6 separate regions of the Mus musculus genome follow, and all the other regions are linked to region 4. A link is a loop called in an ENCODE intact Hi-C map of the cell type or tissue named here. Cell type or tissue: left cerebral cortex. All regions are shown on one strand.

Region 1 (4,000 bases), 410 kb before region 4:
GAGACAACTGGAATTGGGGGGGGGCTTGTTTAGGATGAGCTAGAAACCTCAGATAATGGAAACTCCCAGGAATCTATGAGGATGACCCTAGCTAAGACTCTTAACAATAAGGGTTTGAAGCCTGAACATGCCATCTCTTGTAACCAGGCAAGACTTTCAGTGGAGAGACTGGGACACCAAACCCAGCCACAAATCCTTAGATCCACAATTTGTCCTGCCTACAAATGTGCAGGTGTAAAAGATGAAGCAGAATTTGAGGGGTAGGCCAACAAATGACTGGCCCAACTTGAGACCTGTACCATGAAAGAGATACCACCCCTGACACTATTAATGATTTTAACTGTCATCTGAGAGATTTCACCCAGCAACTGATGGGAACAGATGCAGAGCCCTATAGCCAAACATTAAGCTTGGGTAATTCTGTGAAAAAGAGGGAGGAAAGATTGAGGGAGCTATAAGGGTCAAGGACAAACAAGAAAACTTATAAAATCAACTAATTTGAGCCCATAGTGGCTCATAGAAACCAAACCATCAACCAGAGATCATGCATGGGATAGAGCTAGGCCCTCTGCATATATGTAACAGTTGCATAGCTGGGTCTTCATGTGGGACTCCTTTAGTGGACTTAGTGATTAAGCTAAGTTGGCTGGCCAGTGAACTCAAAGGATCCTCCTGTCTCTAGATTCCTCGTGCTTTTTATTTGGGTGCTAGGAATGGAACTCAGGTCCTTGTGCTTGTCTGGGAAGCATTTATCACACAACCCCACTATACTTCTTAACTTTTAAATTCATTGGTTGGCTGGTTGGCTGGCTGGCTGGCTGGCTGGCTGGCTGGCTGGCTGGCTGGCTGGCTGGCTGGTTGGATGGTTGGCTGGATGGTTGGCTGGCTGGTCAGATGGTTGGTTGGCTGGTTGAATGGCTAGTTGGCTGGTTGGTTGGCTGGTTGAATGGCTAGTTGGCTGGTTGGTTGGGTGGTTGGACAGCTAGTTGGCTGATTGGTTGGTTGGTTGAGTCAGTGGATGTATGGATGCCACTGTGCCTGTGGAGGTTAGAGGACAACATTCAATAGCTATTTCTCACATTCTACCTTACTGGAGTCTCCACTTTCCGTCTCACCATAGGAGTACTGGGAGTATTAAAAATGCATGCTGCACTCCCCAGCTTTTAATGTGGGTTCTAGAGATTGAATTCAGGTCATTAGGCATGTGCTGCAAATGCTCTCACCTGCTGAGCCACTTCCCTGTTTGACCACACAGTCTTTTAAATAGACTTGGAACATGATCCTTCTCACTGTGCTCAAAGAAATCAGTGGTCTAGCTCTATAACTCTCCCTGCTGATGCACACAGTCTTCACTTAATCTTATAGTCAGTTCATCTCACCCTAGTCTAAACCATCTGTCTACAGATTATTGAAATCACCATAGAGGCTCACCAGCCATGGGACATGATCTACCCCCACCCCACCTCCACTAGCTCTTTGGCAATACACTCTACCTCACTTTCCTCCCTGTGCCTTGATCCTCTTGGTCACCTTAATCCTTGAACACACCAAGAGACCATGCTCAATTCAGAGACCATGCACTGGCTTTGACACTCTTTAGAAATAAAGAGTAGTCAAAGGCTTGCTTGGTACATCCCTCTTATGAAACAACACTTCTAGAACTTTACCTCATTTTATTTTTTTCTGCATGACTTCTACCTTAAAATATCATGGAAGCTCTTGGAATGTAAGACCTAGCCTGTTTGTTGGTCATGTCATGTGTTCCTCTGGCTCATCTCCATCTCTGTGCCTGAGACAGTGCACACAACATCAACACAGAGATGCTTTCAGATCTGGAGAGAGTTTTCTTTCTTTTACAATTTTTTTTATCCTTCTAAGCAGATATCAAATACGGCCACTAGATGACACTCAAGTACTTTCTGTTTATTGAATTCTTATACTCTAAAGCCCCTTTGGCTGTCTCTCTTCTGAGACCAGAAGTTTGAAAGTCACCCACTTCTGTTGCCTTGAATCTCTGCTTTCTCTCTCTCTCTCTCTCTCTCTCTCTCTCTCTCTCTCTCTCTCTCTCTCTCAGAAGAGCCTTTTAGAAGTACATTTTTAAAAATGATTTCTTGTTTCTTGCTTGTTTCAACCGGAAATTAATGGATAATCCACATATAAGAAAGGATGCTTGCTTTCTCTATTCAAATTATAATGACTTGAATCCCTACCCTGGCAACTTATAGCACCAGCCTTTTCATATGTCCCTTCCTCTCAGTTATTTCTAAGAATGTTCATAAATTGTCCAGTGGGGAGTCTGGAGTCAGTTCTAAGTCTTCCCACTGGCTACTTGGACAGCCTGTCTTGTTGGACACTATGCCCATCTTTATTTTCCCAAGATTCCTAGAGCTGTTGTCCATTTCTAAGCCACCAATTGTAACATTGCTGTTCTTCACCTGAGCACCCCTAAAATGTTGTTTCCAGGAGCATAGCTGAGACCAGAATATGAGATATGATGGAACAGGATTCTCTTGAAGGATTAGGCAGAAAGGACGGTAGATACAGGAGAAAGTCACTCATACTGGCTGCAGTTTCCTGTGTTCTCAGCTGCCCCTGCTCTTGGAGGCCATCTCTGAAGCTGGACTAATCCCTAGCTGTCACCAGTGGGATCATTCCTCAGGGCTAAGATTTTCCAGCCACCTCCACCTCTAGGAGACATGGTCTTTCTGGCCTCCACCCCTCAGAGAGTGAACAAGTTCTTCCCATGTCTGTATACTTCCTAACATAAAGCCCAAATCAACCTCCTTGCAGGATGGGTGATGTGGGAAACCATTTCCATGTGTGGTTAGCAACAGAAGTACAACAACACAATCCCAACAATTTGACACTTCATTTCCTGATACTGGTATATTTTCAGGCTTAGGCGAAACAGTGAACTCACTGAACTATGTAAATTGGAAGGGTTTTGTTTGTTTTTAACAAACCTCCCACCCACCTTCCCCATGCCTTCCTTTCTCTTTGTTCTAGGCTCCTCTTTAGTGTAAAGCGAAGGAAGATATTGGGACTCACGGTGTCTTATGGTTTTAATCTCTGTGAATTTAGGCAGTGCCAGTCTAAATTAAAAACCAGAAATATGTTCCAAACAGAATATTTATCTGGAAAGATCGGGGGACAGAAGGAAGGCATGTGCCATAGTAAACCATGGAGGAGTGAGGCAAGAAGAATTTTAGAGGAAGCTGGAGAAGGCTTATATCACATATTTAAAAACAGTAGTACTGGCCACCATAAGTAGTAACAGGGATTGTGTCTGTAAAGAGTTGACTGGATAGTTGCTGAGCAACTGTTTTTGCAGAACTGCTTTTAAAACAATGTGTCTGTGGCCTTTGTCAAAAGTTAGTGTTCTGGTTTCTCTTCTTTGTTTCTGGGCATGGCTCCTTAGGACTTGTGCATGCTATAAAAGTGGATCTGTGAGCCATTCCCAGGCTTTCACAGCTTAGATAGCTACCACTATGAAATCCTCCACAACCTCTGGTTTGCAAAATTTTGTTTGTTTTGTTTTCAGCTAGGGTTGACACAAATAATTGTGTTTCATTTCTGAAAATGTTGTGTTGTGGATGTTATCAGTTGGGACTGTGTTCCACAACTCTGTATTTTGATTTATTGTGGTTTTTCTATAATGGTCCTCATTTGCTGCAAAGAATTTTCTTGATGAGGAGTGGGGACTATACTTATAAGGACAAATATTTAAAATGTAGTTAGGGATTATGCTGGTTTTGTAAAGTGGCAGTTGGACATTCTCTTCCAAAATCCATGGTTTCCATTAGCTCTGGCTGTTGGCAGCATGGGCGTTTCCAGGACTAGGAATAAATCCTTTGTTGAGCCAGTCTTTGTTATTGAGCTCTTGGTTACCACTAAGGTGTTTGTGCCACTACTACATCCTTAGGGTTATCATGCCATTCTGGTCATTGCTAAGGTTCATAGGCATTATAGTTGGGTAGGATTCTTGGTTGCTTTCTTCCCT
Region 2 (4,000 bases), 310 kb before region 4:
ACGTAAGTGTAGGTGCCCTTAAAAGATAGAAGAGGGCAGGGATGCCCTGGAGCTGTGAGGTGCCCAATGTGGTGCTGGGAACTGCACTACAGTCCCACCGCTGAGAACTCTATGCTCTCAGCTCATGAGTGGTCTATCTAGCCTTTCTCACCCAGCGGCTATGCTTTTATCTCTACTTTATCTTGGAAGAGGGAAGGCAAGAGAGAGCATGTTGAATATGAATAGTGTTTTCTTTCTGAAAGGGAACCCTTGGGGTGAATTAAACACCTTCCCCAGTTTTTCATGCTGGTCTTTCTGAAGTCTTTTTTTTTTTTCTAATTGTCACGTCCCCCTCCTTACCTGCTGGTGGCATTTGCAACTCTCAGGACAGATGCTGTAAGATGGCCTTTGGTCCTCAAGCTCCCTAGTGCTCTGCAGCTCTGGGGTTCACAGCCCTGTTTCAGTACCTGTACCCTAAGCCCCATGAAGAAAACCCTCTGCCCTTCCCTACTTAAGTCTTCCCCATACACTTCTAGCTTGGGCTTCTCTAGTCACATGGTATCTGCCTCGGGCCTCTCCAGTGCAGTCTGAGGATACCTGACATTGTGTCCCCATTTTAACCAGCCCCCTCTGCTGCTCTCCTTAGAGTATATTTTATATCCATCTGCTTCCTACTTCCTAGTGCTCAGCATTGTGTGTGTGCTGAGATAGTTCACCATATTCTGGGTAGTCACACATAGACTCGGAAAGATTGAGGCTTTTGCTCAGGGCTATACAGTTAACAAGGGAATCAGAAATGACTGACCCCAGAACTCAGATCTTCTTCACTCAAATGTTCATATGCTTTCTCCATACCAACTATCTCAGTGTGGGAGAAATTCAGGATGTTTTATGTATTTGAAAAGCTCAGGGCAATAGTTCCATCAGTAACACTAATGGATGTGGCTGATGGAGATGACTGAGGGGATCGCTTAGAAACACATCTGGGTTATCCCTTTCCCTGGAAAGCTGACCCCTGCCTTGAGCATCCTCCTGGAGGCCAGGGAAGTTCCTGTGGGTGAGCACTCCTGTGCATGCAAGTGAGCAACACACCAGCGTTGATCTCTGTGTCAAATGGCCACAGGTACACTCACAATTTCCACCCCAGCTTCTAGTTTATTTGCTGTGTGACCTTGGCCAAGTTTCTTAATCACTCCCATCCTGACTCCTTTTTGTAAAAATACACTCATGGCCATAGCTCCTGGGTTTACAGGACCGTGGAAAGGATTGATGGAAGAAGCCAGTGTGAAGCACCTACAGTGGCCCCAGGCACTCCTTAAGCCTGATACAAATGCCATGCATCCCAGTTTATCCCATCATGTGGACAAAGGGACACAGCACTGATCATAGGGAGACTTGCCTCTGACGTGGCTCTGTCCATAACTGTGCCTGCCTCTCCCTGTGCCTGACTACCTATTTCCAGGTATGGGGTCTGGGTTGTTGGGGGGCTCATCTAGGGGAATTCTGTCCTGTTATGTCTTTGATCCTCAAGGGGCTATGTGTCTTGAGTAGATGGAAGACAGTAGGAAGTCAGAACCTCCTCATGGCCCACTTCTTCTCACCGAGCACCCTTAGCTGCCGCCCGTGTGCTGAGGATCAGTCATGGGCTCATCCTGCTCTCTGGGGGCCATCTATTTGGCAAGTGAGTTCAAAACCCAACTCCAGTTGACCTTTGATTGAATTGAGTAGGCTCCTGTCCTGGAGAAATTCAATCCCTATGCTCTTGAGGGTGGTAGTCTGTATACAAATGTAGGAAGTTGGATGTCCAGAGCTGGGGTGCTGGTGGGAGGTGGCCACAGAGGTTGTATGGAGAATGTGACATCAAACCAGGAAGGTCCACAGGAGATGGCCAGAGCTGGGAGAATGAGGATCCTCAGAAGACAGAGTCGCAGGGACTAAGACTGTTCATGAAGGGGTGGCATGTAAGGTTGACAGGAGGGTTCGAGGAGAGGGAGGTAACCACAGGTCCTTGATCAGCTCTTGTGAGGGAGTGGAGAACAGGACCCGTTAGTCCTCTAGTTTAAGCCTTGGTGACTCTTCCTTGAAAGATTTATCCCCAAAGCCCTAAGGTGTCCCTGACCAGGCTCCCTGTGTGCCTGCTGGGTGTTCCCTCCTTTCCAGCCTCCAGGATTTCCCAGTGCACAGAGTAAGCTGGCAAGCTCAGCTAGGGCCAGCTGCAAAGCCAGCAGGAGACCAGAGCTGGAATGCAGGCTGGGGCATTGTGCAGAGGGGTACCAAGTAGATCCCTGCCTCTGGGCGGTCTCTTCCACGGAGCGTGAAGCCTGGCCTCCCCGAGCTTCTCAACTCCACACCATCTGCTCTGTCAGACCCCCTGTTTAAATTCTCCGCGTGTCTCGCCTTGCACAAAATAATTAGCATCCATTTGTTCTTCGTGCTCGCTCTGCGACATTACTCATTGCAGGAGCTTTCAGCGCGCGGCTCACAGACGCTCCCATTTCAAAGCAAAGTTGAAAATGGCTTAAGTGGGACTCCGCGGGTCCCACTCACTTCAGCTCGCTCACCAGCATCTGGAGCTGGCTTTCATTCCCTCCCACGCGGTTCTTAGTTGCCTTTTGCGGGGCCTAATGGTGAGAAGGGGGAAAGAGGCACTCCGGCAAGAGAAAAAGCTAGCCTCCATGGGCACATTGGATGCTGGAAAACCAATCTAGGATGATGTGGTTTGGGGTAGGTATTTAACGCGGCAGCCACTCAGGCCCTTCCGAAGGCATCGAACTTTGGAAAGAAGAAGCATATGGGATGAGTAGCGAAGGAGCTTGAGACACCCCACCCCAGCTCAGGCATGAAATCCGTTTTAGAGGAAACTCTCACTTTCTGCCATCTGCAACTAGCATGCACCATTGCAGAGCAAGCACCAAACGGCCTGGGTGGCGCAGAGCCCTTTGGCTTTTCCTGAGGGCGAGATGCCTCTTGCTTTCTGAGAACTCAGCTAGCTACTCCAGTCAGACTGCAGAGTCCCTGCCAGACATGGCAAGGAAGAGCCTCCTGGCTGCTCTCTGGAGACAGCCTGAACTTAGCAGGCAGTCGTGCTTCCTACCCCCTGCTCTGCAAAACCAGGTCCTATATGTGCTGTTCAATCCTCTAAGCCAGTGGTTCTCAACCTCCCTAACACTGTGACCCTTTAAACTAGTTCCTCATGTGGTGACCTCCAACCCTAAGATTATTTTCATTTTGCTACTTCTTAACTGTAATCTTGCTACTATTATGAATCATAATGTAGAAATCTGTGTCTTCTGATGGTCTTTGGCGACCCTTGTGGAAGGGTCGATTGGTGTCTACCCAAAGGGTCTTGACACACAGGTTGAAAACCACTGCTCTAAGCTCTTATCCCCCCCCCCCCGCCCCCCAGAGATGTGAAGATCCCATCAGAAACAGAAGAGACGGAGACAGGGAGACTCTCTTTGCCAATATGTAAAATGTCCAGGTAGAACCAAATAATCTCTAGGGACTTACTGCGCCCTGTTTCTCCTGGGGTGTGTGGCTTTATGCCTGTGCTAGTGCCCAGAGAGGGACCAGTGTGGAGTGGTGCTAGTGGACACTGGATCACCACCACTGTTTGGGCTGGTGCTGAACTGCTGATCTGAGGTGTAGGGCAGACCTGATTTTATCTTTCTGAGCTGCTGAGACTTGACTTTCCTTCTCATTTCCATTGATGAAATGGAATCCCTTCCTTGCCTGCTTCAAACCCCACCCTCATGGGACATGAAGTAAGAAAATTACTATAGAAATGCCCAGGGATATAGTGTTGGGGCTTCACTTCTCAAAACAATAGCAGCAGCAACAATAACCCAAAACACAAAACAAAACAAAACAAAACAAACAACAAAAACATCTACAAAATCCAAAGACTTAGTAGTGGTCAAGTGTCCTCCCCCCCCCCCCTTGCTGGTCTGTCTCCCACCTCTGTCTAGACGCAGCCCATTACTGACACTTCCTTTGGGATTATTTACACATCCCATACTTG
Region 3 (4,000 bases), 280 kb after region 4:
TCAACAGATGACTGGATAAAGATAGTGTGGCCCCTATGCATGGTGGAATTCTATCCATCTGGGAAGAAAAATTAAATCATAACATTCTCTGGGAAAGGGATGGAGCCAGAGATCATTTTGTCAATTGAAACAAGCCAGACTTGGAGAGGAAAAACATCACACCGTGTTCTTTCACCTAAGGAATCTAGATTTTAAATTGAGCGTGTGTGTGTGTGTGTGTGTGTGTGTGTGTGTGTGTGCGCGCACATGGCCATGCAGCTAGTAAATGTTGAGAGCTGGTTAGGAACCCAGGCTTGTCTGACTATTCCTTGCTCTTTAGCCTCCATTCTATTCTGGCCCTATATGTGGAGACAGAGGACAGGTTATGGTATCTGAGGGGACCCCTGGCTGATCATTATCATCAGTGATTTATAGCCAATGTAACACAGACTGGCAACAGTGACCCCCTTGTCGGAGGCAAGGGGACAGCCAAGAGAAACAAAGAGGAACAGTTATACATAGTTTTTGGAAATCACCGACATGTCACCATGCAGAGTTTGGGAGCACAATGCTACAGGTCAAGTTGTGAGAGACCAGGCCGCTAGGAATGACAGCTCAAGTCTGAAGCCAGGAAGCCTGCTGCCATAAACCCCGGCTCCGAATAGGTTACCGTCAGACCTCTCACTGCAAAGTGGGAGATGCATTGTAAAAAACTGAAAAGATAAAAATCAGCTGAATCGAGGTCCAAAATGCCAGCATGCAACAGTGCCCCCTGCAGGCTACTTGAGGAACATGATTGGCGGGGGGGGGGGGGGGGCGGGGGGGGCTCAGCAGAAAAGCTCCAGAAACACAATCACCCTGTGAACAAATGAGCTGCTAAAAAGAACACATCTTCTCAAAAACAGAAACTCGAACGGTCCATAACGACTGAAACGCATTCGGCATCCCCAGCCTTTAGGAAAATGATCATTGAAACAGCCTCGAGAATCCTTCTTGCCCCAGTCAGAATGACTGTCATCAGCCAAATGGGGTGGGAGTTTAAACCTGTACAGAAACTACAGAAATAACTATCGAGGTTTGTAAAAATAAAATATAAACTAGAGAGAGGAACAGGAAGCCTGTGTTGTAGCTGAAAGGGGAGCCTCTTCTTTGCCTACAAGACAGAACCCCGGGAAACCTTGACAGGTTCGTTTGTCTAGGGCACCAAGAATGAAACTCAATCCCTCCAAACTGTCTGGATGTCCAGCCCAAAGGACACTTCCCATCCTTCTACCTTAACCAGGGACCCCCTAGCCCTAGCCCCTTGGTTTTATAAACTGCTTTAATGAATAGTGTTCAGCTGGAGAGAAAGGCACAGGGTTCCAAGATCATCTGGCTGTCACTGACTCTGACCCCTGGTACTGTCTAGAGTCAGAACTGGATGTCTTCAAGTCCTGTCCTTCAAAATCAAATCCATGGGATTTCTGAGATGACTCCGGCTTCTGACCTGGTCAGCCTGGGATCTATGCAAATCAGACAGAGGTGCCTTCTTCAATCCCTTGCCTGCCACCTACTGGGAACCGGTAAGCACTGCACATATCTAAAGTAGACACAATGAGGTTAAAGGTGGGAAGGCTGGGATTCTGCGTGTGGTGTTGTGTACAACTGCAACAGCCAGTGCCAAGCCTCTCTGCCACATTAGCTGCACCCACCTCACCAGTCTCCTCTCTGGCAGCACTGTTTCTTGCCTGAGCTACTGCAGGAGTCTCAATGCTTCTCTCCTTCAATACAAGCTCAAACTTGCCACAGAAAGATCTTTCTAGAAAGCTGATTTGATCTTTTCCCTTCTCAGAGACTCCTCACTGGTTTCCAAGATCCTGTCTGAGCACCTAGCTTTTCTCCTAAGACATCCTGGTCTATATAGGTTTCCCACCCCACCCCAACCCTGTCCTCGCCTAGACTGACCATAGTCCAGCCCCATGCCCAGCCTACTCTGTATCTAATCTGTCCTGTTTTGTCCCATGCAGCATGAAAGACAAATGCCTCGTCGTCGTGACAGTAACACCCTCTCAGGTGAGGGCCTTCAGAATGCTCTAAAAGGAAAGTGTGGAGACAGCGGTGTGTCTAGAACTCAAGACACTAGTGAGTGCAAACACTCAGGGGACTGGCCTGGGACAAGATCGAGCTTCTCACTCTAAACCTTAGAGGTTCCACCCACTGATGCCTTGATAGTCAGCATCTAGCCTCCAGAATTGATAGGTGACATTCTTGTATCAACTTAAATGGGCCCTCAGGTGCCAGATGTTTGGTGAACATTATCCCTGGCATCTATATGAGGGCATTTGTGATGGGCTGACATTTAAATTAGCCAACTGAGCACAGCACATTACCTTCCTCCTGTGGGTGGGCCTCAGCCAGTCAGCTGAAGGTCTGACTAGAACAAGCAAGTCCACCTTCCCTCCTGCTTGCCTGTCTCGGGCTTGGGGCATAGAACTTACACTCCAGCTGTCCTGACTCCCAGGCCTTGGATTACACAGCAACACTCCCGGTTCCCAGACCTTCAGTCTTGGAGCAGCCCTATACCCCTGTCCTCCCTGGGTCTCAAGCTTACCTCCTTTGTCATGAGGAGGGCCCTTGAAAATCACAAAAACAACTCTCCCTTCTTGGGTGACAAAAAAAAATAGTCTGAAGGGAGGGAAGACTCAAGATAGATGCTCAGAAAAGAGGAATGGCCACGTCAGCTCCTGCCTGGACTCTCTGCATGGCTTATGAGAAGCCTTGGTGAAGGACATCTCGAATCCTACAGCGCAGAACCCAGCTGAACACAAATGGAGGTAGAGCAAACAAAGCTCCTGGCCATCTGATTCTGGTACCTGTGTCCTTCCGAGGATGGTGAGAAGACATTCACGTTCACACATTTTTTTCTTCTAATGAACATGAATGCATTGTGGACAGCACTGATAGGCTGAGCAGAGCTGCAGAAATTGTATTTACAGCCATCTGCCGAAAGAGGGAGCTAACGGGTTCCATCCACCAGTAAGCTTTGTGGAACTCAATTAACCCAAACCTCCACCTTCTTGGTGATGGTGTACAACCTTTAATTCCAGCAGGCAAGAGAGCAGAGACAAGCCCCTGAGTTCTAGGCCAGCCTGGTCTACAGAGTGAGTTCCAGGACAGCTAAGGCTATACAGAGAAACCCTGTCTTGAAAGACAAAAACAAACCTCTGCCTTCCCTACCTAGGGTCTGGATGCCTCATTGGCTACACCAGAAGGGGCTAGAAGGCCTGTAGTCATGACCCCAGCCAGATAGACACTGTGTCTCCCTTTCCTGCCCAGCAGCAGGCTGGACTACTAACTTTCACCAGGCAGCATGGTTATGAATTTTTCAAGGGGTGCCCATGGTTCTCACTGGGGGAGACATATCAGTCACTCACACACACTCACACACACACACACACGCACGCACGCACGCACGCACGCACGCAGCACGCGCCACCTCTACCCTGCAGGTGGGAGCCGACAGCCTTGACATGGCTGAGGAAACACAAGCACTCAGGCTGATCCTCAGATGATATTTTTATTGGTGGTGAGAGGGAAGGTGAGATTCCTTGCTCGTCACAGTCTCTCACTAATGAGAACAGCAGAAGGAACAGAGCGGTCGAAATTAGGCCAAGAGCTGCGCAGACTCAGAGCATGGGAAGTAAGCCTGAGTGCTTGCCTTCAGGGAAGAGGTGGGAGGGGGAGGGAGAGCTCCAAATGGCCTCCCAGACAGACAGTCTGATGCCACCACTCACAGACCAGTGGATCAAGGTTCAACATGGGGCCTCCAGCTACAAACCCAGGCAAGGCCCTGGGAGGGAGAGTCTAGATGTCTGCTTTCAACAAAGTAAGACTGGACACTAACCAGGCTCCTCATGACTGTCATGATATGGTGATGATGCCAGGATTTAGCAGCTTTGCATGGGAAGGATCTAGTGATGTGTGTGTGTTTGTGTGTGTGTGTGTGTGTGTGTGTGTGAGAGAGAGAGAGAGCTGTCTCCAG
Region 4 (4,000 bases):
AATAGCTCTATATGAGAGAAACTCCCCCTGGATATCTGGGGGCTCAAATTCTAGCTGTGGGGCCTTTGAAGGTTAAAGAAAGGACAATGAGCCAGAAAAGATGTAAAGTGAAAGGAGTAGTCAATCTTGTGAGGCCTGGGGAGTGGACAGTGGGCGGCTGCTCTAGCTGGACTTCCTTTGGCCTCCTGGACAATGAGCTACTTGGAGAAGGGGCAGACACTACAAACCTGGGGGCCTGGGTAACACTGAACAGCATGTGGCACTTCTGCTCCTCAGGAAAAACCCTTGCATGGAATACTTACAAAAATAGATCGCATGCTGTGTCCGGTGCTGCTTTGCGTACACACATATTGGTCCAGATTGGGGGTGGGGGGCCATTCCTTGTCCAGCTTTCCATGCCAGATGCTTCTGTAGTGGACTGGATCAACGGTGTCCAGTATTCAACAGGAATCTAACACAGGATGGGCGTCGCTCTCAGTGACATGAAAGGAGAAAGGAGGAGAGGCCAGCCAAAGGAAAGGGAGGAAAGGGAAGGGGAGAGGTGGGAAGGGGAGGGGAGGGAGAGGGAGAATGGAGGAGGGGAGGGGAAAACCCCAGGAGCTGGAGTTAGAAGGCAACACATAAACTTGGGATCTAATGATTAAAGTCACAAACAGGGACAGATGGAATAAACAGGCAAACCCAGCGAGACAGGAGTAGTACGAGCTGAGACTATTTTAATTCTTAGTCTTAGCCTTGCAGGGGAAGCAGGGGTGACCGCATTACTCAGGCAGGAGTAGCTGGATCTGTGTCAACACTGTTGTGGGACCACCATAGAAGTCCATGGGGCATTAGGATGCCTTTAACATATGGGAGGAAAATGATATGGAGCCAACTGCCAGTGGATCTTAGCTATGTGGCAAGGAGATCTAGGCACAGGGAGGGGCTTGGCATGGTTTGAAAGGGGTGTTGCTATCAGGGCTACCCAAGCTGGCTTCTTGAACCTTTATCTGCAACCAGTGCTAAAGAGGAAGGCTTTATTCCAACACAGAAATACTCATGCCCATTTTGACACCCAAACTGCCTTTCCCACGCCCTTCTCAACTCACTACTCTATGGGTTCCTCCTTGTACCTCCTTTCGTAGTGTCTCTTGTCAAGTTGGCAGGCATACCTACCTGGAGACCAGGAGGTGCTTCTTGGCATGCTGCGCGTTGCAGGTGCAATCAGACACGGGACTCTTCCCTTAACATCCCCTCCACCCTTCATACACTTCACACAGACAACTCAGCTCCACATCTCAGGTGGCTGCTGCTCTAGGTGACATCTCCTCCCAAGAAGCAGCAGCTGCAGAGCAGTGCCCAGAATCGCGAGGAGTGCATCTGGAGGTTCTCAGGGCTGTCCTCACTGCAACCCTTGGGCAACCATCTCCTTTTGTGCATCAAGAGCATTGTCTTTGAAGTGGATGCAAATGAAGGTAGTTTGTCATAACTATTAAGTGGGACAAAGGATATAAGAGGGTCATGGGTGACTTCATGGACTTACGGCCTGTGCAAGACACAAGAGTCTGTTTCCCAATAACCCTAAACTCTGTTTTAAAATTACACCTTTGCAGATCTGCAACCCTGTAGGTGCAACACTATGAACTAACCAGTACCCCAGAGTTCTTGATTCTAGCTGCATATGTATCAAAAGATGGCCTAATCAGCCATCACTGGAAAGAGAGGCCCATTGGACACGCAAACTTTATATGCCCCAGTACAGGGGAACGCCAGGGCCAAAATAATGGGAATGGGTGGGTAGGGAAGTGGGGGGGGGAGAGTATGGGGGACTTTTGGGATAGCATTGGAAATGTAATTGAGGAAAATATGTACTAAAAAATTAAAAAAATTATACCTTTGCATCTTGGATAATTTGTTTGTTTGTTTGTTTTTTGCCACTGGACCCTATAAATTATGCAGTCAGTCCTGAAGAGGGTTCAAACACAAGACAACATTGCAAGAGGATTCATTGAGTTACAGCTGATAACAATGATTAAAGGCTATGCAGAGGATACTTTCTTTGCAGGCCTGGAATGCTGAGATAGCACAAAATCCCTCTGCTCCTACCCAAAACTCCCAAGGCTCCAAAGAGTTCAACCTTCATCCCCAGACCCAAGACTCTTCTGTGTAAACTTCAACAAGCCCTTTCCCCACCAGGGTGCCTTTCGACTGCACCGCCAGAAGCTTTCTACGGGTCCCCTTCCAAGCCCCACTGCTGCCCTGCACCTGTTGAAAGCCCACTTCTCTGAGTGGCTGAGCAGCTCTGCCCCTAGCGGAAGTTGGAAGTAAAAAACTTCCATTCAGGAAGTCCGTTAGAGCCACTGCCACCTGCTCCTGATGCCTCCTCTCATCCTGTCCCCAGCATCCAGCAGCCTCCAAGAACATCTTGGCTGTCAGTCTTGGGTGAGAACTATACCCACTGTTGTTTAAGGAAGAGCAGGGTAGATGCTGTGACTTGGGGGCTTCGAAAGGGGGAGCAGAGCTTCCCAGTGGGGTAAGTCTTTATTTAAAAGGAGGGCTGTATATAGACCTATGTGCCCCCCCTCTCTGTGGTGTGTGTGTGTGTGTGTGTGTGTGTGTGTGTGTGTGTGTGTGTACCAGTGAGGCAATGTCCCTTTACACTCTATATCAAGAAGGTCTGTCTCCCTGTGTCAATGTGGGCAGAGTGATAAGCTGCTGGCAGAACCCCAGGTGTGTAAGGAGATGGTGTGAGTATCTTTGCCATTTTGTAATTCTGTGGTACTGTCTCAAATTGTGTGTGTGTTTCTAGCAAGTGCTTGTTTCTGAGTGGCTGTGTGTCAAGGAGAGTTAGGTGAATGTGCCTAGCTCCCCCAGTATGGGACAGTAATCCAGTGTGTGCCTGGGTATTTACATTAGAGTGGTACAAATTTGTGTGGCTCTGTATGTGTGTGCAACTGTCCGTGTCCTAGCTTGCTTCTGAGTGAGTGGAGCAGAGTACAGAGTGTGTGAGTGTGGGTGTCTGGTGATTCAGTGTGTATTTGTATCAGCCACTGTGCGTCTGCCACCACGTCTGCATCTGAGTGTGGCGGCGTACTGCTGCGAGTGGCGATGCCCAGTGTATTCCTGTGTGCGTCTGGTGTGAGCACCATGGTGCGTGCTAGAGCCGGCTAGGCTGCAGTGGTAGGCTGTGGCTGGGCGGGTGCAACAGAGTGGTCAACGTCTTGTCTTGGCGGTGGCGAGTAGTGCGTGTCACCCGCGGTATGTGCGTTGTCTCGCAAGCCCGGACAGATCACCCACATACCTCCCGCCACGAAGCCAAGCTGCGACCCTTCCTGGGAGCCTAGAAGAGGGGGGTGCGCGGAAGCCTCTAGGACCCGGCGGAGGCCGGCCGCTGTCCCCGGGCCGCGCGAGTGAGCATGTGCAGACCGGGCGCCCGCTCGCCCGCTCTGCGCCCGCCACTCGCTGTACTCCGCGCCCGCGGCTCAGCTGGGCGCCCGCCCGCTCCGCCACTGCTCAGCGCGGAAGTCCGCAGCCTCGGGGAGCTGCGCGACGCGGGCCTGGGAGCGCGGGTGCGCTTGCTACAGGCGTCTGAGCTTTGGGCACTGCGGGCTGCGGGCTTGGCGCCCCGGAAGGCGGGTGCCCCAATCGGCTGTGATCGCTGGGTGAGTCCTGTCTTCGAGGTCTCCCAGCCAGGACCCTAGCACGGGCTGCGAGCCGGATCTACCCCCGCCCCGGGCAAACAAGTTTGTGTAGATGCGACTGGGAGCGCGCGGGGTTGCACCTGCTGGGGGCGCGGGGTTGCACCTGCTGGGGCGCAGGGCGCGCTGGCGAGGCGCCTTCCCGGGGCCGGCGCGCCAGGACCGTGGCGGATGTGTGGGTAGCATCTCACCACGTCTGGTCTTGGCTGGATGTGCACAGGCAGTTGCACCAGCCGCTTCTCCGCCGGAATCCCGGGGACGTCCGGTCTGACTCCCCGGTCGGGCTGAGGGCAGGTTTTGGGGTGCGCACAGCCTCCCTCCTA
Region 5 (4,000 bases), 75 kb before region 4:
ATCAAGATAATCCCCCAAAGGCTGACAGGGGTCCATCTCCCAGGAGATCCTACATTCTGTCAGTCTGACACCTCCACCCCTTGCAAAGGGCATGGTGCAGTAGCCACTGGGTGCCAGTTCCGAAAGTTTTCTATGTAGCCACATTAGAGTAAGAAGGAGAGGGGGAATGGAGTATTCAAGACTTCTGGATGCTGTGAGGCCTCAAAGTGTCCTGTGGGCTCCAAGCCTTGGATTCTGCCCAGTTCCCGGCATGCCTTCCTCTCCATGCTGTGCCGTCTTCTGTTTAATCTCTGGGGTTGTGTTTATCTGGCGTTGTGCTGCCTCAAGGAGGTGTCCTTGGCACTGAGACTACAGGACGGGGATCTGGAATCTGTAAGCAAAGGGGAGAACAGGTTTCAGAGGTAGATTCCTTGCTGGAATGGAGGGACTCTGAGCAACTCCTGCACAGCCCCCCATGCCAATCAGAGTAGGAACCTGACCCAGCAGCAGGGGAAGGGAGTTCTGAGTCACGGGGGAGGTGTGGCTTTTAGGCCTGATGGCCAATCAGCTGCAGAAAGTGACTAAGTCAGGGCTGTGGGGCTCAGCAAGGAAAGCAGCCAGGGATGCTCAGCTGGACACAGACTGGAGGACAACACACTGTCCTGTTTGACCTCCACCAAGGTGACACCATTAACCAACCCTGTCCTGTGGTGAAGTCAGGGGTCCCCAAACTCAGCGCCAGCTTAGTCCCATTATTATTATTATTATTATTATTATTATTATTATTATTATTATTATTATGTTTTAGTCCTATTATTATTATTATTATTATTATTATTATTATTATTATTATCCTCAGCACTAATGCTTTGCCTGGAAGGGAGAGGAAGCATGTCCTCTGTCCTTCTTTTCTATCCCTTGTCAGAGTCCTCTCTCTGATGCTTTCTTTCAAGTGAGCTCTGAACCTGGGTAGAAGAGTAGAGATTGTTTAATTAATGCATATTTTAAAATCTCAAATGTATTAGAAGCCATATTGGCCCTGAGTGTGGGTATAATTCATTACCCTTTGAACATGAGCCAGTAACCCTCAATTCCCTTGAACCCCACTTTTAAAAGGAAGGATCTAGGTTGTGTGCTTCTTTTTCTGATTATTCAGGATGACCTGTAGGTCAAGGTCAGCATTAAGGACTCAACAGGTAACGTGAGCAGTCTGACATAGAAAACTCCAGATGGTATATGTTAGCTATATAGGCCATGGGGAGAGGCCAAACAAAACAACAACCCCCCAAAACACACATGCACACACACACACACACACACACACACACACACACACAGCAAACAGAGACTCAGACCCAAGCCTTCCTATTCCTTAGGCTGCTTGCAAGTACTTCATTCTCCCAGTGAGGATTACAAACCAAAGTCCAAAAGATGAATGTTCCCAAGTTCAAGTAACTGCTAAATAAAGGACTCCAGAGCACTGTAGTAGCAGGGACTTAAAGCCAGGGGCAAAGCAGCACTGTGGTTGAGCTGGAGATAGGTGGGTTGAGGCAGGACAGAGGTTCAGGATCATTCTACAGACCTTGGGGGGTTCACAGCTCTTTATTGTGGAATATATCAACCAAGTCAGAGCTCTGGAGGCAGTGCCTGGGGTTCCAGCAGGTTTGAGAAGGCCATGGTCTGGCTTCAGAAGTCATCCTGCCACTATTGTCCATCAATAGATGCTCTCCAGAGGGCTAACCTGGACACACACCTCCTCTTTTTTCTGCACTGGAAGTTTTTTTTTTCCTTCTCACTCTGACTTTTTCCTTCTTTTGGCTTCTGTTGAAATTAATTCCACAACACTGAATAACCTTCCCCCACAAGGTTGGAGTTAATCAGGCTGAATTTATTAAGATCTCTACAATTAAATGAGCTCATACCGGGAGGAGGAAAGTTACCTTATTATCCCATTTTTAAGAGCTTGAATAATTTTCGCCCCCGTCTTTTACTGTTGACCCCCAGATACTTCCATCACGGTCACCAATGACTTTAGAGGGTGCTGAACCACAGACTTCTCCGTGGCTCCCATTCCTGATGCAGGGGGAACGTGCTCAGACCAGTGAGTCATCTCAGAGGAAAATCAAAACAAAAATGGATGAGTTGTCTAGAATGAATGGACAACCTGCAGTTTGCCTTACAGGCCAGACTTGAGCACTCCAGGGTACACTACAGAGGGGATGCTTTTCCCCTAGGGGGCGCTGTCAGCTTTGCCTGCATCTCAGCCCCTGCTTACCCCTCTCCTCTCCTGGCTCTTTCCTCATAGTGAAAACCTCTGAGTCTTATTACCTTTAAAATGAGATTCATATGAGTGGGGAATTAGATTCAGTTAGCCCAAGGAAGGGATTTGGGTCAGAAGCGCCCCCACTGCAGATTCCATCACTACGTTGGCCCCCTTGTTCCTGAGAGCTCACCCTTACCCGTCCTTGTGTATTAAGGTCGGGGTTTCCTTGCTTTTGCCTTACCAGTCTTGTCCACCAGAATCCACAAATCTGGGGTTGAGTATCACCCATGGGACAGAAGCCTGCTTGGATTTGTGCCTGTCCTCCCTGTTCAGCTGCCTCATGGATAAGCTTCAACTGCCTGTGGCAGGGGCTTGATGTAAGTCACATTCTCCCCTCCCTTCCCCTTCCCTGCCAAATACATATATATATATATATATATGCTGAAGTCTTAACGCTCACTGTCTGTCAATGTGACCTTATTCGGATATAAGGTGTTTTGTAGATGTATTCAAAGTGAGATGCCATCATCAGAAATATCCCTCCCTGAGAGCTGCGCAGGATAACGATAGAAGGAGGGGTCAGAATCAGATAACTTCAAGTCAAGGCACTCTGAATACTGCAGGCAACACCAGAAACTAAAAGAAGCCCTGGCATGCACGGATAATCCCTCAGAGTCTTCCAGGAGGTAGAAAACTTGCTGATGTTCTGTGTTAAGACTTCTAATCTCCAGAAGCGTGAAAGATCGAATTTCTGCTAGTCAATCCGCCGAAGACACCTATACAAAGCCAGTATGGCTGCCGTGCCTCCTAAGAAGCTTGTGATTTCTCTCACCTCTGTTCATGGGTCTGGCAAAATTGATATCTCCCTGCTTCTGACAGGCGTTTTTCTTCCTTTCTAATCCCAGCCCAGACTCAAGGAGCTTTCTAGATCTGGGTGCTGAATTAAGTCCCCAGCATAAACCCCTGTCCTAAACTGACATATTTGGAGGTAGCCCTAAGATTCTTGTTACCATGTCAACAAGGATTCCCTCATCACCCCCAACACAGAGTGACATCTACCAACAAGTCACAAACAAGTATCTGAAAGCTTACAGCCTTTTTCAATTATAGACACACCCTCTTTAACACACACACACTTAAATCATAAGAGGCATGAACAGAGACAAGCTGGTTTCTTGCTCAGTGAAATGATTGGATATGGGGCCAGCTTCTGCTGAACATGGTGTCTCCCTTCCAAGTGTGATCTAGTGATGAGTTAACAGACAAAACACTGTGGCTCTGGGGACCATGTGATACATAGTCTGGCTAAGTCTGGGGCCATATGCTATCTAGCCCATGCTGGCTCCATCCAGTATCAAGGGTGGGTATAACAGATGTCCTCAGAAACCCCACCCCAATTCCTCAGGCTCAGTGAACCTTTCTAGGCAGCTCACATGCCCTTCCCTCATAACGTCATCATTTACCTACTGTGCAGCTCTATTCTCCCCACAATTATTCCTGCATCCTTTCCAAAGAGGGAGAGAAGCTGTCAACATCTATTGTTAGTCTCATACACAGTTGTCACCCCGTGTGTGAGGGTGTGTGAGGGTGTGTGTGAGCATCCATGGCTTGAACACATTTGAGAAAAATGCCTTACTGAACATATATATATATATATATATATATATATATACGTTTCCTTTTCTTCATTCCCCAAACAATGCAATTTAGCAATTACTTGCATAGCATGTAAGTTAACACTGGCGATTCTAAGTGCCG
Region 6 (4,000 bases), 270 kb after region 4:
GCACTTAGGGAATGTAGAGGTACATGAAACAAAACATCTACCTGCATGTACCTCCTAACAAGGTGGGCAGTTTGGAAGCCAGCGGGACCTGCAGCACATCAGTACGGAGCTCTTAAATTCTTTCAAAGCATGACCTCTTTTCACCCAGGAAACTTGGATAGGAGCCAGATCCATAGGCATGTAAAATAGGTATGCAAATGAGGCATTTAATGATGATGCATTATAAAGACATTTATTCTGAGGCAACCTATCGGTGTGTACAGTTTAAGCTTGCACACTGATGATGGATGTGTGGCTTACTTTTACTCAAGGAAATCTTGACTGAATTTTTGATAGTGCAGGACACAGGGCGTCTTCAAGATCTTTCAGAGTTGATCAGCGTTTTACAATCAATGCTGAGAATGTCACTTGGCATAAATACATAGCCCAAAATGCCAATATTTAAGGACACCTCAAAGATTGCTGGGAATTCTGTCCTAATGAAGCCAAACTTCATCCGACAAGTTCTTTTTTAACAGAATTCAACTCAACCACTCAAAGAGAGATTTTATTTTTTAAGGTAAACATTCTAACTCTATACATTCCAAACCACACCTCTTTGGCACATGCTAAGGGAAGAGGATCAGAAAATGCGAACATTCTTTGTGTTCTGTGAGCAAAACTCTGTGTTTCCATAAGAGCAGACAGAGCCCTTTATATGCACAGTTGAAACACTGCAGTGCAGAATCTACAACAGTCTCAGATCCGAGCCAGGGGTGGAGTAGTGTTGGTTGGTGTCATGGAACACTACAACTCTTATGTGCTCAGAGCCAAGTCACGTGGGCAAGGCAGCTGAGCACTGCCAGGAGCACCTCAGATTCAATGAGCATTTGATTTTGAACTAAACTTGACTGTTGAATATTCAGAAACTTTTATTGTTGCCAAATTGTTTGCAGCCCGCACCCACATTTGATTACAGGACCCCACACGGCATGACCCACCGTTCAAGAACTTGGGTGATAAGTCAGAGATAATGTTAGTGTTAGGGGGACAATGACATGGGGATGGGAGTGCAAGGGGAAGATGGAGGCTGGGCTTCAAGGAGAGCAATCTGAAAAGGCAGCTGGAAAAGTCCTGAACCCAGGACAGGGAAGCCCTGTAGGTATCTGGAAGGAGTAGGGCAGAGTGACTGAGGAAGTTCTGAGAAGGGAGAGGTGGACTTTAGACTTTAAACAATGTTGAAGCTGTGAGAGACTATGGGAACTTTTGAAGTTGGACTAGGGGCATTTTTGTATTATGATATATCTACAAACCTATAGGGGCCAGGGAGTGGACGTTGGTAGTCATTGATGAGTGGCACCATTTAAGAGGTATTAGGAGGTGTGGCCTTGTTGGAGGAAGTATGCCACTCAGGTGGGCTCTGGGGTTTCAAATGCTCAAGCCAGACCCAGTGTCTCTCTCTTCCTGCTGCCTGAGGTTCCATTTGTTGACTCCTCACTACCTCTCCAGCATCACGTCTGCCTGTGTGCTGGTGTACTCCTCACCATGAAACTGTGAGCATGCCCCCCCCCCCCAACTTGATGCTTTCCTTTATAAGAGTTACTGCGGTCCTGCTGTCTTTTCACAGCAATAGAAACCCTAACTAAGACAGGAGAGCACCCAGAAGGTCAGAAAGTCTCCCCACCCCCCATGCCTTTGGCCTTGTGCGTCAGTGTGGAGACTCATATGGCCACAGAAAAACCCAGAGGAGCCTCTGTACTTGAACTCCTATTCCAAAAGAACTGCTCAACTGCTGTCTTGAAATGGACTGTCAGGGAGTAGTGGTGAAGAGAGAGACCAGTTATGGGGGCACTCTGTGATATCTGGCAAGGAGAGCCAATGGGACATGAACTGAGGGGACAGCAGAGAGAGGTGGTGATAGACAGATAATGGGTGGTGTTTGCAGAAGCTGAATGGGTATGTAGAGGAGCTGAGAGCCAGGGGAGAAAGAGCCCCCCACCCCGCCCCGCACCCCCACCCTCTGTACAGCCAGCAGGTGGCGCTCTGGGAACTGGGATGAGGAGAGCATCAGCCATTGTGGGCAGAGGATACAAGGTTGTGTTTTCATAGTACTGAGATTGGGAACTGAGTAGATGGCCAGATGGGTGTGTTGAGTAGATGACAGGATATCCACGCAGTCTGGAGACTGGAGGAGGAGCGTGAGCTAGAGATAGCAATGTGGGACCCATCAGTTTATCCCGCTGTTCAAAGCTATGGAGACATGATGAGATCAAACGAAACAGAAGAAGAAAGCCCCAATCACGGACAGGCAAAGAAGGGTTGCCCTGTATCTCTAGCTCAGAAATGAGTCATAATGGCACAAACAGGAAGTATCAACAGACAAAATGGTGACTCCCGCTGTGCCAGCTGGATGGGAGTGTGAAGGAGCTGGGAACGAGGGTCTGGAGGAAAAGTCTGTTCTTCTCGAGGGACAGGAATAGACAGCGCTTGAAGTCTGCAGCTCCAGGCTTTGTAACAAAACTGACAACTGGTTTGGGGGAGGTTAAAATGATGTCCCGTGAGACAGCTTTGATTCCTTACCTCCGTGTGCTAGCTACCTGGCCTCTGCAGCCACGCCCACAGCATTGGTTAGTTGTCCCAAGCCCCAGGAGAAGCTGGGGATCTCGAGCCTGCCAGAGGGTATATTGTTGGCGGTTGGGTGGTGTGTGCATCAGTCACTCAGCCAAGGCAGTGCTTGGCATGCTGCTCAGCTAAACGAGTGTACAGAAGATGCTTGTTCCGTGGTCTGAAATCTCCACGGTGCCCACAGTAAAGCAATTAAATTAGAATTAATGTTTGAGTATCTGTTTATAGAGCTGCTTCAGTTTAAACGCACCCTTTCTTTTATTACACGCTAATTGCCAGGTAGGATATTTTAGAAATAAATGTAGTATATTTTTCTGCAATTCTGCACTCTTTCAAGAACAAAGACCTCTCTCTCTCTCTCTCTCTCTCTCTCTCTGTGTGTGTGTGTGTGTGTGTGTGTGTGTGTGTGTGTGTGTTTTCCTCTGTCAATTCTCATCTTATTTTTTGAAGCAGGTCTCTCACTGAACTTGAAACTTACCAATTCAACTGAAGCCAGAACCCCCAGCAATCCCCCTTTCTCCCCATTCCCAACACTGTGGTTACAGAGTTACATGCTGCTCATGGCGCTCACGCGCGGCCTCACACTTACACAGCAAGCCCACCTATGACTTAGGCTTCAACCATCCGGCGAAGGCCTGGCAGGCATTTTTGCAGGAGACTCAGACCTGTGATTCACCACTCTGTAAGGAACAGCAGGTACCCAGGTTCCTCCCTTCTGGCCCAGCTTCTCCTCTCTCTAAATGGTTCACACTGCACTTAGTCATTTTGGTTTTTCTTCACACAAACCTGAATATGTATTCCCTCCCTGAGTGGATTTTTAACGCCACTGCAGCAGACTAAGGGGAGGGGGGACCACCACTGGCAATGGATGCTCCCTTACAGTCAGATTGGAGCCAAAATTGAAAACTGAGGGCTGATCTTTGTGTACCTTTCAAGTGATGTCTTTTTAAACTAGCAATTTGAAAAATAAAATCCGTCTGAACAATACAGCACAAAGGGGGAGCGGGCTGGGGATGTCCTTATCATTCTAATTAGACGCTTCCTCCTCTCCACTCAGATTTACTCACAGAGCAACTTGGTTTTCATGGGAAGGTGCCCTTACTTTCTTCTCCAGCTTCTCTTCCTGCTGAGCCATCTCTCCAGCTCCCAAAGCTAAGAACAGTGTCAATAAACAAACTTTATACTGCCTAAGGCAAAACGGTGTCATGGCTCTGACTTTTGTGTTGACCCTGGGGTAGGCTGCAAGGCCTTGGCGAGCATGGGCTCAAGGCAGGGTCACTGTTTCTTGCTACCAAGCAGAAGTGCTGACTGAGCACAGTAGAATCCCCTGGGCAACACAATGGCCGTTCTTCTCTCTCTCTCTCTTTTTTATTTCAAATGCCCTGAGTGCTCCAAA

Evidence for each region. A loop is a pair of places that touch in the nucleus more often than their neighbours do. Peaks named below come from ENCODE experiments on the same cell type or tissue, not always from the same donor. Only the 100,000 strongest peaks of a DNase experiment are listed, where the experiment ranks them.
Region 1: it touches region 4 in a loop (2.6-fold over the local background); 5 of 42 quality-filtered maps call a loop at or near these places.
Region 2: it touches region 4 in a loop (2.5-fold over the local background); 4 of 42 quality-filtered maps call a loop at or near these places.
Region 3: it touches region 4 in a loop (7-fold over the local background); 7 of 42 quality-filtered maps call a loop at or near these places.
Region 5: it touches region 4 in a loop (2.5-fold over the local background); 7 of 42 quality-filtered maps call a loop at or near these places.
Region 6: a loop joins it to region 4, with 5 times the contacts of the local background. A loop is called at or near these places in 7 of 42 quality-filtered maps.

The regions. Positions count from the first base shown.
Region 1 is chr11:71,335,719-71,339,718 of GRCm38, forward strand. No RefSeq gene overlaps it. Among named protein-coding and RNA genes, the nearest start is that of Gm33249, 47 kb to the right of the region's middle. In left cerebral cortex, a CTCF peak has its summit at 1,894 (motif pointing right); a DNase peak (open chromatin) is centred at 1,827.
Region 2 is chr11:71,437,729-71,441,728 of GRCm38, forward strand. No RefSeq gene overlaps it. Among named protein-coding and RNA genes, the nearest start is that of Gm16013, 3.2 kb to the left of the region's middle. In left cerebral cortex, a CTCF peak has its summit at 2,195; DNase peaks (open chromatin) are centred at 2,374 and 2,818; H3K4me3 peaks cover 553 bases; H3K27ac peaks cover 2,374 bases.
Region 3 is chr11:72,023,082-72,027,081 of GRCm38, forward strand. No RefSeq gene overlaps it. Among named protein-coding and RNA genes, the nearest start is that of Aipl1, 12 kb to the right of the region's middle. In left cerebral cortex, CTCF peaks have their summits at 721 (motif pointing left), 1,527 (motif pointing left) and 2,966; DNase peaks (open chromatin) are centred at 663, 1,512, 2,947 and 3,670.
Region 4 is chr11:71,747,589-71,751,588 of GRCm38, forward strand. Wscd1 (WSC domain containing 1) reads left to right here and starts at 3,427. Exons shown (of 9, transcript NM_001357965.1): 1 at 3,427-3,641. In left cerebral cortex, a CTCF peak has its summit at 2,288; DNase peaks (open chromatin) are centred at 2,302, 3,078, 3,334 and 3,876; H3K4me3 peaks cover 1,275 bases; H3K27ac peaks cover 1,259 bases.
Region 5 is chr11:71,672,336-71,676,335 of GRCm38, forward strand. No RefSeq gene overlaps it. Among named protein-coding and RNA genes, the nearest start is that of Gm33964, 24 kb to the left of the region's middle. In left cerebral cortex, CTCF peaks have their summits at 1,467 and 2,211 (motif pointing right); a DNase peak (open chromatin) is centred at 2,215.
Region 6 is chr11:72,014,702-72,018,701 of GRCm38, forward strand. No RefSeq gene overlaps it. Among named protein-coding and RNA genes, the nearest start is that of Aipl1, 21 kb to the right of the region's middle. In left cerebral cortex, a CTCF peak has its summit at 2,007 (motif pointing right); DNase peaks (open chromatin) are centred at 2,303 and 3,283.